Regions from separate parts of the Homo sapiens genome. Here region 2 is linked to region 1. A link is a loop called in an ENCODE intact Hi-C map of the cell type or tissue named here. Cell type or tissue: CD14-positive monocyte. All regions are shown on one strand.

Region 1 (8,000 bases):
TGTTCCTTGCAGTCAAACAGGTGCTTCCCTAGTGACAAGTTACAATCCAGAGAAACCAATTTCCCTGACAACGTTAATGTCAGTTAACATGAAGCCACTTCTTTCCTAAACCCTTTACGTTTTGTACCAGGTCCAGACCAGATCGTTTCTTTAAAGGCCCAATATTTTTCTCCTTTCTTTTCTAAACCTAAGAGGTTTTGAGCATTATGTAATTCTTAGTGCTTCCCCTAAAATGCACCCAAAGATGTCTGAGACCTGTGACCTTCTAGACCTTTGACCCCTGGCTCTACTGAATGAAAAGTCCCCTATCTTAAACCTGAGGACCAGGAAGGTGAAACTGGCCCAAGATCATATGCCGGTCACCACTCCAGTCCAGTTCTTTGCTTTAGCTTATAGCTCCTGGCATTGGAGCCCCTGAAATAGTGGAGTCCCACCCGGGCAGCCTCAGATTTCCAGGAGCAATTAAATATAACAGATCTCTGGGGTGGGACTCAGTCCTCAGTGTTTAAAGCTCTCCTATGATCCCAGTGAGCTGCTAGGGTTGAGACCCACGCCTCCAGCGGCTGCCCGGGAGCCGATAACTCCCGGGTGGGTCTCCAGACCCCAGGAGGCTGCACCATGCAGGGTCTCAGACCACAGTCTGCCTGGACTCGAACCCCAGACCCGGTTCCTAGCTCCCTGAGCTTGAGCAAGTTAATTATTCTCCCTGTGCCTGTTTCCTTATCCACAAGTTGAAAATACTAATGATACCTACCTCATAGAGTGTGAAGATCAACAGTAGCTGGTACATAGTAAGTGCTCAATATATGGTAGCTAGTATAAATATGTGACCCTTTTTTTGCTGTGGATGTGGTGTCTTCGGTGATTCCTCATGACTAGCCCTTTTCATGAGAGTTTAGTAATTCCTCTGCCAGAAAGAAACGTCATATAATCAGAGCAAATCAGCTCATCAGGTGCTCCTCCCCCTCCCCCAATTCTGAAACAGAAAGATGATGGCAGCACAACTGACATGCTGAGAGGGGTTTTGCATTCAGATTTTTAAGTGGAGAAACTGAGGCTAGACCCAAGCTAACAGTTGTTAAAGGCAGATTCAGAAAACCCTCAGTCACTTAATGCTTCCAAATGTACCTGTTTCTCTGGGTCTATTTGCCTGCATGTCCCCCGACTCTGCCCACCCCGAGACAGTCAAAGGGGGCGACCTCTCTTCCTCCTGTTTGGGTTCTTGTGTCTGAGGGAAATTGCAAACGCTGCAGTAATGTTTTAATTTAAGGGAAACCAGCTCTTCCTTTTAAGATGAAACGTAGTAAAATTTTAAAGACTTTTTCAAACAGTCCCTAAATTTGTTACTTAAACTAATTATGGTTGCCTTTTATAAATGTCCAAATTAAAAATAGACATCTAAACGAGAATGCAGGACACAGCCCAGAGCCCGGAGCCATGTTCACGGTTTCCTAGAATCAGCCCTCCTCTGACCTAATTTATACTTTTGAGAGATCAAAGCGAGATGAAGGGAGTTGGAGGCTGGGGCTGGGGGTGGATCTAGGAGTCTGTCGGCAGCAGATGGCGAACCTGGGTTCTGTGTTTTGTAATTAAGTATAGCTGTGAATTGGTGAAAGACATTAGATTACAGTCATTTCCAAATAGTATAAAGCTGTGGTTCTCAAAGTTTGGTTCCTAGTCCAGCGGCATCAGCATCTCCTGGTGTTATAGGGGTCGAATTGTGTCCCTCCCAAATTCATACGTTGAATTCTCAACACCCAGGACTTCCAGAGGTGACTGTATTTGGAGAAAGGACTGTTAAATGGGGGATTGAGGGAAAATGAGGACTTTTGAGTGGGGCCCTGATCCAGTCTGACTGGTGTCCTTATTAGAGGCAGAGACACCTGGAGCGCATGCCCGGTGGGGGCTGGAGGGGGGAGGGGGGAGATTAAGAGGAAGAGACACCTGGGGAGTGGAGTCGGGGGAGAGATGGCCGTGTGAGAAGGCAGCAAGCAAGGCACATCTACAGGCCAAAGAGAGAAGCCTCAGGGAACACCAGCCCCACCCGGCACCTTAGTCTTTAAATCCCAGCCTCCAGAACTGTGAAAAAATAAATCTCTGTCGTTTAAGCCACCTGGTCTGTGGTATTTATTATGGCGGCCCAAACACTTTGGGGGCTTGCTAGAAATGCAGGTTCTCAGGCCTGTCAGACCTGCTGAGTCAGAAATTCTGGGAGGAGAACCCAGCAAGCTGTGTTCTCACAAGCCCTCCAGGTAATAACGTTCATGTAGGCTCAAGTTTGAGAACCACTGGCATGAAGTATGATTAGTACTCAGGGGTAGCCAGCCCAGGAGAGAATGACGCATGGTTGGAGTAGGGACTGGTCGGCTAAATATAAACTTTCTTTTAGTAGGCTCTGCAGCCTCTGGAAGAGTCCCAACGGGTTCCTTAAATGGGATGTGGTATGTGTGAAAGTGTTCCATACATGAGGAAGCTTTCTGTTGACCTTAGGTGGAAGTGAATCGTGGCATTATTCAGTCAGCTGAAGAAAGCAACCCTCCAAATACCCCAACACAGGCAAACTGAATCCAAGAATCTCCCTCCTGCACTGAATTTTCCGAGTCCTTTGAAATCTTGTGCATGTTCCTCTCCAAACAACTGGAATGTTTCTCTTTTCTGATAACTAGAGCAAGAAGATTTAATCATATTTCCCCTTTTGTCCTTGCTGCTAGGAAGCCCACAGCCAATTGAGATTCTAAATCCCAGCCCTCATAGAATATTTTTTTTCTATTTTTATTTCATACTGCACATATGTCCTTTGTTATGGTCTCTTCAAAACCTTTTGAGAAAGCAAACAAGAAGAGGGGAGAGAAAGGGAATGTAAGAAGAAAGACATTGATCTCACAGCTCAGATAATTGTCAGATCAACAAGTCCTTTCTTTGTAAAATTGATCAAACTTGGTTGGAAAATTTGGGCATTCTCTTTTACTATGAGGGAACGGGTTTTTCTTCATTAATGAGTGAGTCTTCTTCACTCTCTTGTCTTCCTGATGTCCCCAGAGCTGTTGGTCCCATCAGTAGTTCCGGAACTGTGCTCAGGGAACGTGTTAGTTGCTGAGGGGTTATGACAGTTACAAAAGCTCTTCTGAGCCCTGGTGGAGCCAGGCTGTCATCAGAAATCTCTCCTGCCCCATTTTGACATGGTGGCAAAGAATTCCTCTCTTCCGTCTGGCCTGTCCAGGGCTGTCCTTACTCCAGGTTTCATAAACCAAGGTTCAAGAAGTCCACAGATAGAACCCCCAGGAGTCTAGAGTTCCATAGAAGAACTTTATTGATTGAGTGTTTTTATTTTGGTGATAATCTTTTGAAAAATGATTATCCATTTCTGGATCATCAGGTCTGCCCCGGATAACCTAGTTCTGCCATATGAAGTCGTGGTGCCTGTGTTCATTGATGTTCTTGGTGGTTCCGTGTAGCTCCATTTTTATTGTCTTGGGCTAATTGGAAATGAGCAGAAAAGGAAAATATATACATGATGAGCTTTTACCAAGTAAAGGTCAAATGAGATTCCAGCGTGCCGAGTTTCACAGTAACTAGGAATGAGGAAGTGGTAAGGAAACCGAGTCCTCATGCAGCACAGAAAGGGAAGCTCTACTCCAAACACCCTGACCCACAGCAGTGAGCAAGCATCTGCGTGGTTTCAGGCAGGGCTTTAGTTCCAGTAAAACATCACCCCTCATGTTAATGTTGTGCATTTGAATGTTTATGTTTGTTTTGAACTTGTAGTTGTGTACCTGGTTTTATATTTCTGCACTTTTTTTTTTTTTTTTTTTTTTTTTTTTGTTGAGACTGAGTCTCGCTCTGTCACCCAGGCCGGAGTGCAATGGTGCAATCTTGGCTCACTGCAACCTCTGCCTCCCGGGTTCAAGTGATTTTCCCCTGCCTCAGCCTCCCCAGTAGCTGGGAGTACAGGTGTCTGCCACCATGCCCGGCTAATTTTTGCATTTTTAGTAGAGACAGGGTTTCACCATGTTGGCCAGGCTGGTCTCGAACTCCTGACCTCAGGTGATCCACTCGCCTCAGCCTCCCTAAATGTTGGGATTACAGATGTGAGCCACCGTGCCTGGCTTGTGCACATTTTAGTACCATTTTATTTTTAATAATTTAAATCAACACTAGTCTGAAAATATTTTTATTTTTTGAGACAAGGTGCTTACTGTCACCTGAAATTATTTTAAAATTAAAAAATTATAAAAACCAATTAAAATGTATTTTTAAAAACATTAATAGTAGAGGCCCAGGTGAATTTCTCTCTTGGATTTGAGAAGCATTCTCTTGACCCCTACCCCAGAGTCTTCCTGAGGGGAAACTGTGTGTGCCTTGTTGTGGCAGGTGCACCATTTGCCCCTTAAACTGCTGTGGAGAAGAAGGAAATGGAGGGGAAAGAAACCTCAAATACCAGGTTTAAAAGCCCCACTGAGTTATTTTCCGCCTCTGCAACTGAATGTAAAATGATATGCTGGTGTCATTTCCATTTTTCCTGCCTTTGTGGTCCTGAATGCAGTATTAACTGGCATGCTACCTCCCTGGGGATTCAGGTGGCCAGAAAATTGTCTCCAGCTCAAAAGAGGTTGGGAGGGTGATGAGGGGGAGATCCCCTTATTTCTCTGCTCATCTTAGTAACTTATTGCCTTCAGAATTGTCCTTAGTGATTCAAATGGCAGAATTGATGGGCCCTGTTTCCTTCCTAGTCCTTTCATTTCCTTTAAACACAGGTTTGGTTTTGTTTAATGGCATTGTTCAATAGCCCAAGAGGCCCATGAATGCTTCTCTTAGGGTGATGAATACATCGGCTAAGAAGTCATGAATTGCAAAGGTCAGAGTTTTCCTATTCAAAATAATTATTAATTGAATCCAGTGACCTAGGGCTGACCTGCAACAAAATTACAGAGCTGGTGAAATTTGTCTTTGAGATTCCTATCCAGGCGTTCTTTTTCAGATTTCTTTTTTCTTCTTTGATAAAAGAATGCCTACGTATTAACTACCTGTTTTGTGCCATACCTTGTCCAAATCCTGTACTAGAGTTGATCTTATTTACTGAATGCTGAAATGTACCTTATTTGCTGTAGTCACCACCCCTGCGGGGTAGGTGGTACTATCCCCATTTTGCAAATAGAGGAACTGAGACTCAGAAGGGTAAGGCTCTTGCCCAGGATCAAGCCCAGACCTTCTTATTTCAAATCTTATCTTCACTGTACTTTACAAGTACCCTAATACACTGTCCTTATTCTTCTATATAAAATAGCCTCTTATATGATGTTATCTTCTCTTTAAACTTATAGTTTAGTACCAACTTGCTCAAAGTTATCACTTGAATGATTGACCTCCTCTTTTAGGTTCCTGAGGCCATCATAACAAATTACCACAAACTGAGTGGCTTAAAACTAAGGAAATGTATTCTCTCACAGTCCTGGAAGCCAGAAGTCTGAAATCAAGCTGTTGGCAGGGCATGCTCTCTCTGAAGGCTCCAGAGGAATGGATCCTTCCTTGCCTCTTCCCAGCTGCTGGTGGTGGCCGGCAGTCCTTGGCATTTTTTGGCCTGGAGACACATCATTGCAGTCTCCGACTCTGTCCTCACGTGGCATTCTCCCTGCGTGTCTCTGTGTCTCTGCTTTCTCTTCTTATAAGGACACCACCCATTGGGTCAGGGCCCACCCTAATCCAGTATCATCTCATCTTAACTAATTACACCTGCAAAAACCCTATTTCCATATCAAATCACATTCTGAGGTTCTGGGTGGACATGAATTTGGGAGGGACATTATTTGTCACAGTACAGCTCTATGAAAGAACTTTATGATAATCAACAAACAATTGGGAAATTTATTTACTTATTTATTTATTTATTTATTTATTTATTTATGTATTTTTGAGACAGAGTCTCACTCTGTCGCCCAGGCTGGAGTGCAGTGCCGCGATCGCGGCTCATTGCAACCTCCGCCTCCTGAGTTCTAGCAATTCTCCTGCCTCAGCCTCCCGAGTAGCTGGGATCACAGGCACCCGCCACCACGCCCAGCTAATTTTTTGTATTTTTAGTACAAATGGGGTTTCGCCATGTTGGCCAGGGTGGTCTCACACTCCTGACCTCAAGTAATTAGCCCGCTGCTGCCTCCCAAAGTGCTGGGATTACAGGCCTGAGCCACCACGCCTGGCCTAGAAATTTCTTTAACTAGAGGGGTCTTCCTGCTTACAGATCAAGTATCCCTACAGAGATTATTAAGCCATTCATTCATTCATTCACTCAACCAACACTTATGGAGCATCTCCTATGGGGCTGGCACTTTTGCAAGCACCGGGGATATCGCTATGGAAAGACAAAGTTCCTGCTCTGTGGTACCTCTATTTGATAAGGCAGACACTTCATGCCAGAATGGTGTGACAAGCATAGATCTGAGTCACACACTCTGGCTCAAGTCACAGTTCTGCTTCTCTTAGAAGGAGGCACCTTGGGCAGTCACTTTGCCTGTCTCAGCCTGTTTCCTCGTTGACAGAAGGCAATGCCGAGACCACCACAGCTTTACAAATGTTGGGAGAATCTCCTCAAGGTAGTGAACAAGGAGTGCTCCACAAATCGTTTTCCACGTTCTCATTCATGTGTTGGTGCGTCTGACGGATCCTCAGCTGTAAAATGGAGATCCTAATAATCTCCGTTATTACTGATTGCATTAAAGAAGTTAGTCAGTGTGAAGCATGAAGAGCATTACCTGGCTCACAACGAGCACTCACCCAGTCAGTGTTAGGTGTCATCATCATCCTGATATATACTGTGCAGGAGGGAAAATTAGAAAATTCTGCAGCTTGCTTTTGATATTTCTTGGCATATGCCTAGTGTCACTTATACTTGGAGAACTAAAAAATAGCATCACTGGAGATTTGGATTGATGGGGACCCATGACCACTGGGCATTGAGCCTTTGTGGCAAAATCTCAGCAAGACAAAACAATACCCAGGCACTAAGGAAGAATATTCTGGAAGATTCTCTGTGGGACCCAGAAAAGAATACATGGCCACCAGTTGGCTACCCTGGAAGAAACTGGGCTCTACCCAACATTAAAGGTGGCCAAGACCCCGGCAGTCAGCTAATCTAACTGCCTCTTTCTACAGGCAAGGCAGGGGCAGCCTAGAGAGGGAGGAAAGGAAGAAATAATACTGATTGCGTATCTACTGTGTTCAGGCCACGGAGTACACACCTTATAGTCCTCACACCAGCCTAACAAGGCATCGGAGTGAGGATCTCCTTTGCATAGGCAAGGAAACAAAGGCCAAGAAAGGCCCAGGCCCCATATTTGGGTCATAATAACATGCAAACTGGATCCGTGGTTCAGTAGCCCAGGCCTCTTTGCACATATAGATTATTGCTCTGCCCTTTATAGTGGGGATAAATTTGTTGAGTGGTGGCATTTGGTCTGTGAATAACCAGAGGTCGGTAATTTGCCAGTTATTTCCAAGCTGGGAAACTCCAGGCCAAGCTGGTTTTACCAAGTGGAACCCGAAAATATATATATGGTGCCCTTGCTTCTCTGGAATCTGGCTGAGGGTCTCAGCATCGTATCCCGGCTAGGACCCTCAGCTCTCCTGTTTTTCAGCTCTCCTGTTGCAGTTATTTATTGCTGGGCAACAAATCACCCCAAAACTTAGTGGCTTAACACAGCACTGATATGTCACCTGCCACAGCTCTGTGGGTAGGTAATCGGGCAGGTCTGCTGGTCTCACCTGGGATCATTCACATCACTGTGGTCCGTGGATGGCTGGCAGTTGGTGCTGGTCTGCAGTGCCCCAGTCTTCATCCTCCAGGAGGCTGGACAGGTCTTTCCATAGCATGACTGTCTCAGGGCAGCGTTCCAACAGCGTGAAGGCTAGGAACTGCAGGGCTTCCTAATAGGCTTCAGAACGTGTTCATCGTTGCTTCTACCTCATTCTACTCATCAGAGCAAGTCACAGCCAGCCCCCATTCAAAGAAC
Region 2 (8,000 bases), 290 kb before region 1:
GTCATGGAATTCTTTGTGAGAATTGGGAAATAACTTTCTAGCCAAAGATACTAGAAAGAAACTTCCAACTTGTAATTGTCACTTTGTGAAAATTTCCAGCCCTTGTTAGTCTTAAGTTGACTTGAAAGTGACATCATATCTTTTCAGCCTAGCCTTTTGGAAGAGGCAGAGAACCTTTTCTAAGCTTGTGCTGAAAAAGATCCTCTGTCGATGATCCTGCCCCATCCTTTATGTCCCCCTCTAGTCCTATTTTCTCCCATTGTTTATTATTTAGATCTCTATAAATATACTTTTCTGATATTTCCCTCCAGTCCATAGCAAATACTACTTTCAAAACATTGTGTTGAATGTAGAATTACAGATAGTTCAGTTGAAAGGCCTTCCTTATTTCAGATTACTTACAGTCCACAAAAGCTCTGTGTCAACAGTTTATCATTACACGGGGCATAAAAATATACTTTCAAATCTACATTAAACATTTTCTTTTTGAGGGGTTCATTTTATTAAGCTACACTGTTAATGACCACTGATGTGGAATCTCTTTCACTGGTTTGAATTTCTTTAAAAGTTAAAGATCCTTGCTTCTCTGAAGTATCTTGGGGGTAAGGAGAGCTGATCCTTCAGCCTGGCTCTGCAGTTTCTGTCTCTCCAGATCACCCTGGGAGAGGCAGAAGGGACCACAGCATGGCACGGATTGTGTAGCTAAAAATTTGGAGGCCTCTGGCAGGGGTTCCAGATACCTACATGTGAAATAGAAAAATAGTATTGCAAAAGCAATGGGTTCCAGGCTTCGTTGGTGGCTGGAGGGTATGAGAGGAGGGAGAGAAAGAAAAAAAGGAAGGCAGGGCGCGGTGGCTCATACCTGGAATCCCAGCACCTTGGGAGGCTGAGGCGGGTGCATCACTTGAGCTCAGGAGTTCGAGACCAGCCTGGCCAACATGGCGAAACCACATCTCTACTAAAAATACAAAAATTAGCTGGGTGTGGTGGCACACGCCTGTAATCCCAGGAACTCCGGAGGCTGAGGCATGAGAATAGCATGAACCCAGGAGGCAGAGGTTGCTGTGAGCTAAGATGGCACCACTGCACTCCAGCCTGGGCGACAGAGTGAAACTGTGTCTCAAAAAAAAAAAAAAAAAAGAGACAAAAAGGAGACAGCTGGCAAGGCTGGCTGTCCCTCTCTCTGATTCTAATCTGGGGCCCATTATCTTTTCTAATTCATAGAATTGATTAATTTGCAAATTTGAGTAATTGGTCATCAGTTGCACAAGGGTTTAGCAGAAGTGGGCCTTGTCAGTAGGATAGTTACATTTAGAAGTTTTTGATACTCTGAGTTAATAGTCTTCCTTAAGAATATTTTATAGGGCAAGGACCAGGTTTTAGACTCCATTTTAATCCCGATGTTTTTTGCACGGTGTCTGACAACAGTGGGTTCTCAATAGAATGTTTGCTGGATGAATGCATGAAGTGGTTAAACTCCAGAAGTAGACCCACTTCTCTGGTTTTCAGGAAGGTCACTTCTAGCCTTGCCAAGAATGCCTGGTCAATAACTCTGGCTCTGTCTGGTGGGGAAACTTCCTGCCTTCCTGAACTGTGACACGGACCCAGTTTAAACTAATCAGGCGCCAGACAGGAGCTTTCACCGTGACCTAAATTTGCAGCCCGTGAGGTGTAGGCAGCTGAGGCACTGCTCTGTGTCCTGGATTCTGGAGAAGGTTGGTCTTGTTTAGCCACTTAGATGGATTCTAAGGAAATCCATCCATAGAACAGACACCTTCTATGGCCGTGAACTATTCCTAAAGCTAGGGAGAATGGAACCATATACCTGTGATTTCTACACAGGTTTGAGTTCACCAATGAATGCTTCCTATGCAAGTTCATCAGCTTGCATTAAAATGTCTTGCATACCTGCCCCAGATGGCTGGGTTTTGATGGAGCTGTGTCATGCAGTGCAAAGCTGAGAGGCCCCCCAGGCTGCATTGGCACAGAGTGTGTAAAGGCAGCTCTTCAGAACCTTCCTTTTGTGTTACTCCATAGGATTGTGGTTTTTGTTTGAAATCTACTGTTCATAGAAAGAAGCCTTCAGAGGAGAAAGCCTTTTCTCTCCTGTCTGCTTCCTCTCTATTATTTTTATTTTTGCAAAATGTTTATTTTCACTGTCACCTGGGATTTCTTTGCCTCGGTTGAATGTATTGAAAGATTATATCCTTTATTTAAAGATGTCTCATTTTACCCCCTTGCACTTTCACTTGATCAGGTTGAACCTAAAATGCATTTTGTATTATAATTTTAAACGAATTGTAAACATAACATGTGCTCATTTTAGAAAATTTAGGAGGTGGCCAGGTGCGATGGCTCACACCTGTAATCCCAGCACTTTGGGAGTCCAAGGCAGGTGGATCACCTGAGGTTGGGAGTTTGAGACCAACCTGACCAACATGGTGAATCCCCGTCTCTACTAAAAATACAAAAAAAATTAGCCGGGCGTGGTGGTGCACGCCTGTAATCCCAGCTACTTGGGAGGCTGAGGCAGCAGAATCACTTGAACCAGGGAGGCGGAGGTTGCAGTGAGCTGAGATTGTGCCATTGCATTCCATCCTGGGCAACAAGAGTTAAACACCATCTCAAAAAAAAAAAAAAAAAAGAAAAAGAAAAGAAAAAAAGAAAATTTAGGAGGTATAGAAGAAAAACAATCATTATTCCACCACCAAGAGGCAACTGGTACTTTAAAAATATATTATAGAATATATTTATATATATTTATATATTCTGTATTTTTCTCAACTATGCAAAATGCATATACATAGTTGAGATAACATCATGCATTTTGTATCCTGTTTGATAATAAGTATTTTAGACAAATACATCATTGTCACAACTAGTTATTAAAGTTAAAGACAAAGTTTAACCATAACTGTTTAAATGTATAGACTTGCATGTGTCTCCACCTCCCACCCTACCCCTTTGCAGGATGTCAGTCTGGTATTATTTTTTTTGCTGTGGTTGCACAAATTTAATGTTACGTTACAGAATCTTTTTGCTTATACATGGAATAGTTTGGAGTCTTACCAATTTGTAGGGGCTGTTCTTATGTTATACACCTGAAACTTCCATTGAAAAGGTGTCAAGAGGGTCTCAAATATGAGACTGTTATGAATTCTGAAAACAGCATTGAATCACTGAAGGATCTCATGTACCCCATAAATATATACAACTACTATGTACCTATAAAAATTAACAAGTAAAAAAATAACTGAAGGAGAAGACATTTTTAGCATGGGGTCTCTCCTTGATCATTTAAATGTTTGCACCTCGATGGAGCATTTTCATTGCTGTGCTCAGATGAGACAGATGTAGGTGATCTCCTTTGATTGTTACAGTCCTCATTTTCATTGCCTTCCAAAATAAAAAGGGGTGATCAGGCACCACAGAAAGGGTGGTTTGGGGGTTTCCGTGGGGTGAGGGGTGAGGGAATCCATCCTTCAGCAGAGGTATCTGCTGTCAGTATTTGTCTGGTTGAAAGATCATTTTGTTCATAGCTTTATCAGCACAGTCATTTCAAAACAGGAAGTCAAAGGCTCATAAGCAAAGGCACCACCCTTTCCCTTCTTAAACCCACCAAAAGGACCTCTCTTTAGTCTGGAGGTCAAGTGAAAAAGGCTCTCATGAAAGTCATTGCCAGCAGGCCTCTTCTAAGTTCAGACTCTGAGGAAAACCAGAAGTCATTCTGCTGATTCATTTTTTTTTCTTTTTAGTTTTTCTTTTGAATTTTTGGGACACCACCTTTATAACAAATAAAAGGGGAGGCAGTTCTTCCTATGAACAATCTGATCTGTCAGTTAAAATTTCCTAGAACTTGTAATTTGATGCATCTTAGATCCAATGTGAGTGATTGAAACTTACAAGCAGACTTGTTCTCCTCCTCCCCAGCCCCCTGTCTGTCTGTCTCTCTCTCTTTTCCTTTCTTCTACTCTGTGCCAGATACTGTTCTTGGCACTGGAGATGTAACACATACATACATCTCTGCCTTCATGGAACTTAGATTCTAGTGGGGCGGACAGACTTTAAGCAAATGCAGAAGTGACATATATGGTATATCAGATGGTGTTAAGAGAAAAACAAAACAGAGAAGATGGTTGAGGGGTGTGAGAGGCAGGGGTTGCAATATAATATAGAGGTAATTAGGGAATGTCATTGATAAGATGACACTGAGAGCAGACACCTGCAGGAAATGAAGGAGCCGGCCATGTTCCAGGCAGAGAGCAACACAAGTCAAATCTGGTCCCTGAGGCAAGAACACGCATGGCAAGGTGGTCAGAGTGCCCAGAGCAGAGGGACGGAGGCAGCCAACAACCACAGTGGGGAGAGACAAGTCGGAGAGAGACAATTGTTTTGAGCCTTGGGTTTAACTGTAGATGGGAGGGAAGCGCTGCAGAAGCTTGAGCAGAGGTCTCTTGGGGCAGGGAGGCAAGGAATAAGGGTGGAAGCAATGTAGCAAGATTGAAAATGAAGTCTCCTACTTGCACTTTTTTTTTTTTTTTTTTGAGGTGGAGTCTTGCTCTGTCACCTAGGCTGGAGTGCAGTGGTGCAATCTGGGCTCACTGCAACCTCTGCCTCCTGGGCCCAAGCAATTCTCCTGCCTCAGCCTCCTGAGTAGCTGGGATTACAGGCATGCACCACCACACCTGGCTAATTTTTGCATTTTTAATAGATACTGGGTTTTGCCATGTTGGCCAAGCTGGTCTTGAACTCCTGACCTTAAGTGATCCACCCTCCTCGGCCTCCCAAAGTGCTGGTAGAGGTGTGAGTCACTGTGCCCAGCTCTACTTGCACATTTGTGCTCATCTTTGGGCAGCCGGTAGTGTACTTTGGTTAAGTGGTCACCATATAAGTCCCATCTCCCCTCTACCACCTGCTCCCCCTTGACCCCCAACTAGACCATCTCCTTTTTCAATTTTTTAAAATTTATCTTTATTTTTAAAAACAGGGCCTTGCTCTATTGCCCAGGTTGGAGTGTAGTGGTGAGATCACGGCTCACTGCATCCTCGAACTCCTGGGCTCAAGGGATCCTCCTACATCATCAGCCTCCCAAGCAGCTGGGACTTACAGGTGTGCCACACACCCAGTCCCATTTCCAATTTTTAAAGCAGTAATGAAGAGATCTGAAAAAGAGATTTGAGAAAAATTTTGACTGAGCTTGTAGTGGGAAATTCGTAATATCTTCAGGGTGCAATCGGTGGCATTTGTTAATAAAAATATCCAGAAAAAGTGCCAGACTTAAATCAGCACTCAATAAAAATAAAACGATGAAATGGATCAGCGCTCTGGGAGTGGAAGACCCGAGTCCTAGTCTGGGGTCTCCCATGTCCTATCCCCATAAATTATTGTGTATTATTGATTCCAGAACATATTTTTTTCACATTTTAGTGATTATGCAATTTGTGTTGTGATTGATGGCATCTCAGCACCGTGCTGCCCTTTAACGAGCAACTGTTTCGTTTCTTAGTGTTCCATCAAATAGCAGTGTGCCTTCACCATGGATGCCTTCTGAGGCCACCTCTGTAAATTGTGAAAGTACTTTATGTAAACTGTGGCACACTTCATAACCTCAGTAAGTGATGAAAAATGGCATTCCTCCAAGATGCAGAGTCTGAGGGCTCAAAAGTACCTGGTTAGTCTTGAGTACTTGCTTCTCAATGGCCAGACTGGCATGCAGTCTGTCCAAGTCTTTTTAACTTTGCCTGGCACTTATTTTCAGAGCCCAGGGCTTGTAGTTAGTATTTGTCTGATTAACGATGAGGTTGGTTAAGAGTTAGAATGGGGAGGGTGGGAAGTAAGTGATTTAACTTGAGGCTTGAACCTGGAAGTTCATCTAGAAATAGACATAAACATTGCCCAGGGAAAGTATCACCAATGTGGATTTTTGTTTCTTTCAAGGCTACTGAGCTGTCATGACTTTGTCATTTCTCTTTTCTGGCCCTTTTAGAAATGTACTGTGGTTGTTTGTTTTTTTGTACATCTTCCTCTTTTGACATAGCAAGGCATGGATTCTGTCAGGTTCATCTTTATAGCCTCTGACCCTGGCCCAGAGGTGCCTAGGAAACATTTAAAGAGTAAATAATTGATTCTCAAAGATAAGCCTTTCCACCTCGGTCACCACCCAATCCATGTGCGCAGAACTCAGAAGGAGGAGCCAGGTTGGATTGTCATGTACAAACAGCATCTGCTGTGGTCTAGTCCCTTTGTCTCCCAAATCTCTTTGCTTCTGTTCTGCTGTGTTTCAGGGCAGGAAATAGAAATCAGTCTAGATATTTTATTTTTTAATTTAATTTAATTTTTTTTTTTGAGACAGAGTCTCACTCTGTCGCCCAGGCTGGAATGTAGTGGCACCGTCTGGCTCCTCTGCCTCCTGGGTTCAAGCGATTCTCCTGCCTCAGCCTTCTAAGTAGCTGGGATTACAGGTGCCCGCCATCACGCCCAGCCAATTTTTGTATTTTTAGTAGAGACAGGGTTTCACCATGTTGGCCAGGCTGGTCTCGAACTCCTGACCTCAGGTGATCTGCCCGCCACGGCCTCCCAAAATGCTAGGATTACAGGCATAAGCCACCGTGTCCAGCACCAGTCTAGGTATTTTAAGCAGAAAGATATTTACTAGAGGGAATTTTGTGCTTATAGAGGCATAAGGGGGCTGGAGGAATGGGGCTCCAGGAATGTCTCCCAGCTAATGGTAGTAGTTTATATAATAATTAATAAACAAACGTATGTTGGCATGGCTGTTCAAAAAAAACAAAAAACAAAAAACAAAACTGACTCACTAGGGGTGCTACACCCTCTGATACTGTGTCTGGAACTATTGAGTTCAAGAACAAATTGATGGCAAAGCCGGAGAGTGGACCCTATAATGCTGTTGCAAAAAACCCTCGTGACCCCATCTCCATGCTTGCCAGCGGCCAAACAGCCCCAAAGGCAAGAAGATGGCCTCTCTGCCCCACATCTGCTTTCTAAATCTCAAGTGAGTGCTTCTATTTGGGAGAGCCAAATTCACATCTAGAACCTTAGCTTCAAAGAAGCCTGGGAAATACAGCTTTTCAATTACCAGCCTCTGCAGGCTAGAAAGCTTTCTAGAAGGAGGGTAGAATGAACGATGAGCAAATAATCACAATACTCACCACACCCTATTGGTAAAACATATTTGAGCAGCCATCCCTCAATATATTTTGTTTATAAATAATTTCTGCATATTACTACCATTATCTACATATCTAGGATAGGATCCTTTCTGACTAGTGACTGCAAACCCCTATGTCGTTATCTGTTGGATAATTCCGTTGGCTGACTCTTTATCAATTCTGATTCTTTCATCCTTTTGACCTTGTAATGTTGTCCACAAAGATACAATGGAGAGCTAGTACTCAAGAGGGAGGAATGCCATTTTCTTGTGTGCCTGGATTGTGACAATTATCTTCAAGTTGTGGTTTCTTGGCTGGGATCTCTTTAGGCCTCAGTTCTATTTTGTGAGGAATAGGATAGTTAAAAGTAGATAATATAATCTGTAAATTTACTTATGATTCAGTTGTAAATGGTTATTCATTGAAATATGCTGAGAATGGTGGAATTATTGAGGTGGTCACTCCAGTTCATTTTGTGGTTGAGGATACCTGCCTGAGTTTCATAACTGACATGTAATTTGATATGACAGGTTAGATGGAGTTGTTTGTGGCCATTTGTATTCTTGATATAGTTAAAATTTTTTTAGGTTAACTGAAAATGGAAGGTCTGGTGTCTAGATGAACAAAAAATGGGAAGTCTGATGTTTCCTTCCCGGACCCCTTTTGTGGCACAGTGTCCACTAGGATTTTGGAACTCCAGGACTAGACCTGCCTTGAATGTCATTGGTTATTGTCAAACCTGCCATTGTCAACTCTGGGTAAAAGTACAGTGTTAACCTGGTGCCAGTTCTAGCGGTGGTGGAGGCTTAGTTTGGCTTTAGATAAGCTGTA

Evidence for each region. A loop is a pair of places that touch in the nucleus more often than their neighbours do. Peaks named below come from ENCODE experiments on the same cell type or tissue, not always from the same donor. Only the 100,000 strongest peaks of a DNase experiment are listed, where the experiment ranks them.
Region 2: a loop joins it to region 1, with 2.0 times the contacts of the local background. A loop is called at or near these places in 4 of 110 quality-filtered maps.

The regions. Positions count from the first base shown.
Region 1 is chr12:104,746,636-104,754,635 of GRCh38, forward strand. The region is part of intron 2 of CHST11 (carbohydrate sulfotransferase 11); the gene reads left to right. Among named protein-coding and RNA genes, the nearest start is that of MIR3922, 160 kb to the left of the region's middle. RefSeq lists enhancers at 4,427-5,004, 4,994-5,043. In CD14-positive monocyte, no CTCF peak of the experiment used is centred here; DNase peaks (open chromatin) are centred at 2,396, 3,616, 5,146 and 6,436; H3K4me3 peaks cover 1,836 bases; H3K27ac peaks cover 6,326 bases.
Region 2 is chr12:104,459,542-104,467,541 of GRCh38, forward strand. All of the region lies in intron 1 of CHST11 (carbohydrate sulfotransferase 11), which reads left to right. Among named protein-coding and RNA genes, the nearest start is that of CHST11, 6.6 kb to the left of the region's middle. RefSeq lists an enhancer at 3,395-3,444. In CD14-positive monocyte, no CTCF peak of the experiment used is centred here; DNase peaks (open chromatin) are centred at 3,610 and 4,040; H3K4me3 peaks cover 5,304 bases; H3K27ac peaks cover 6,379 bases.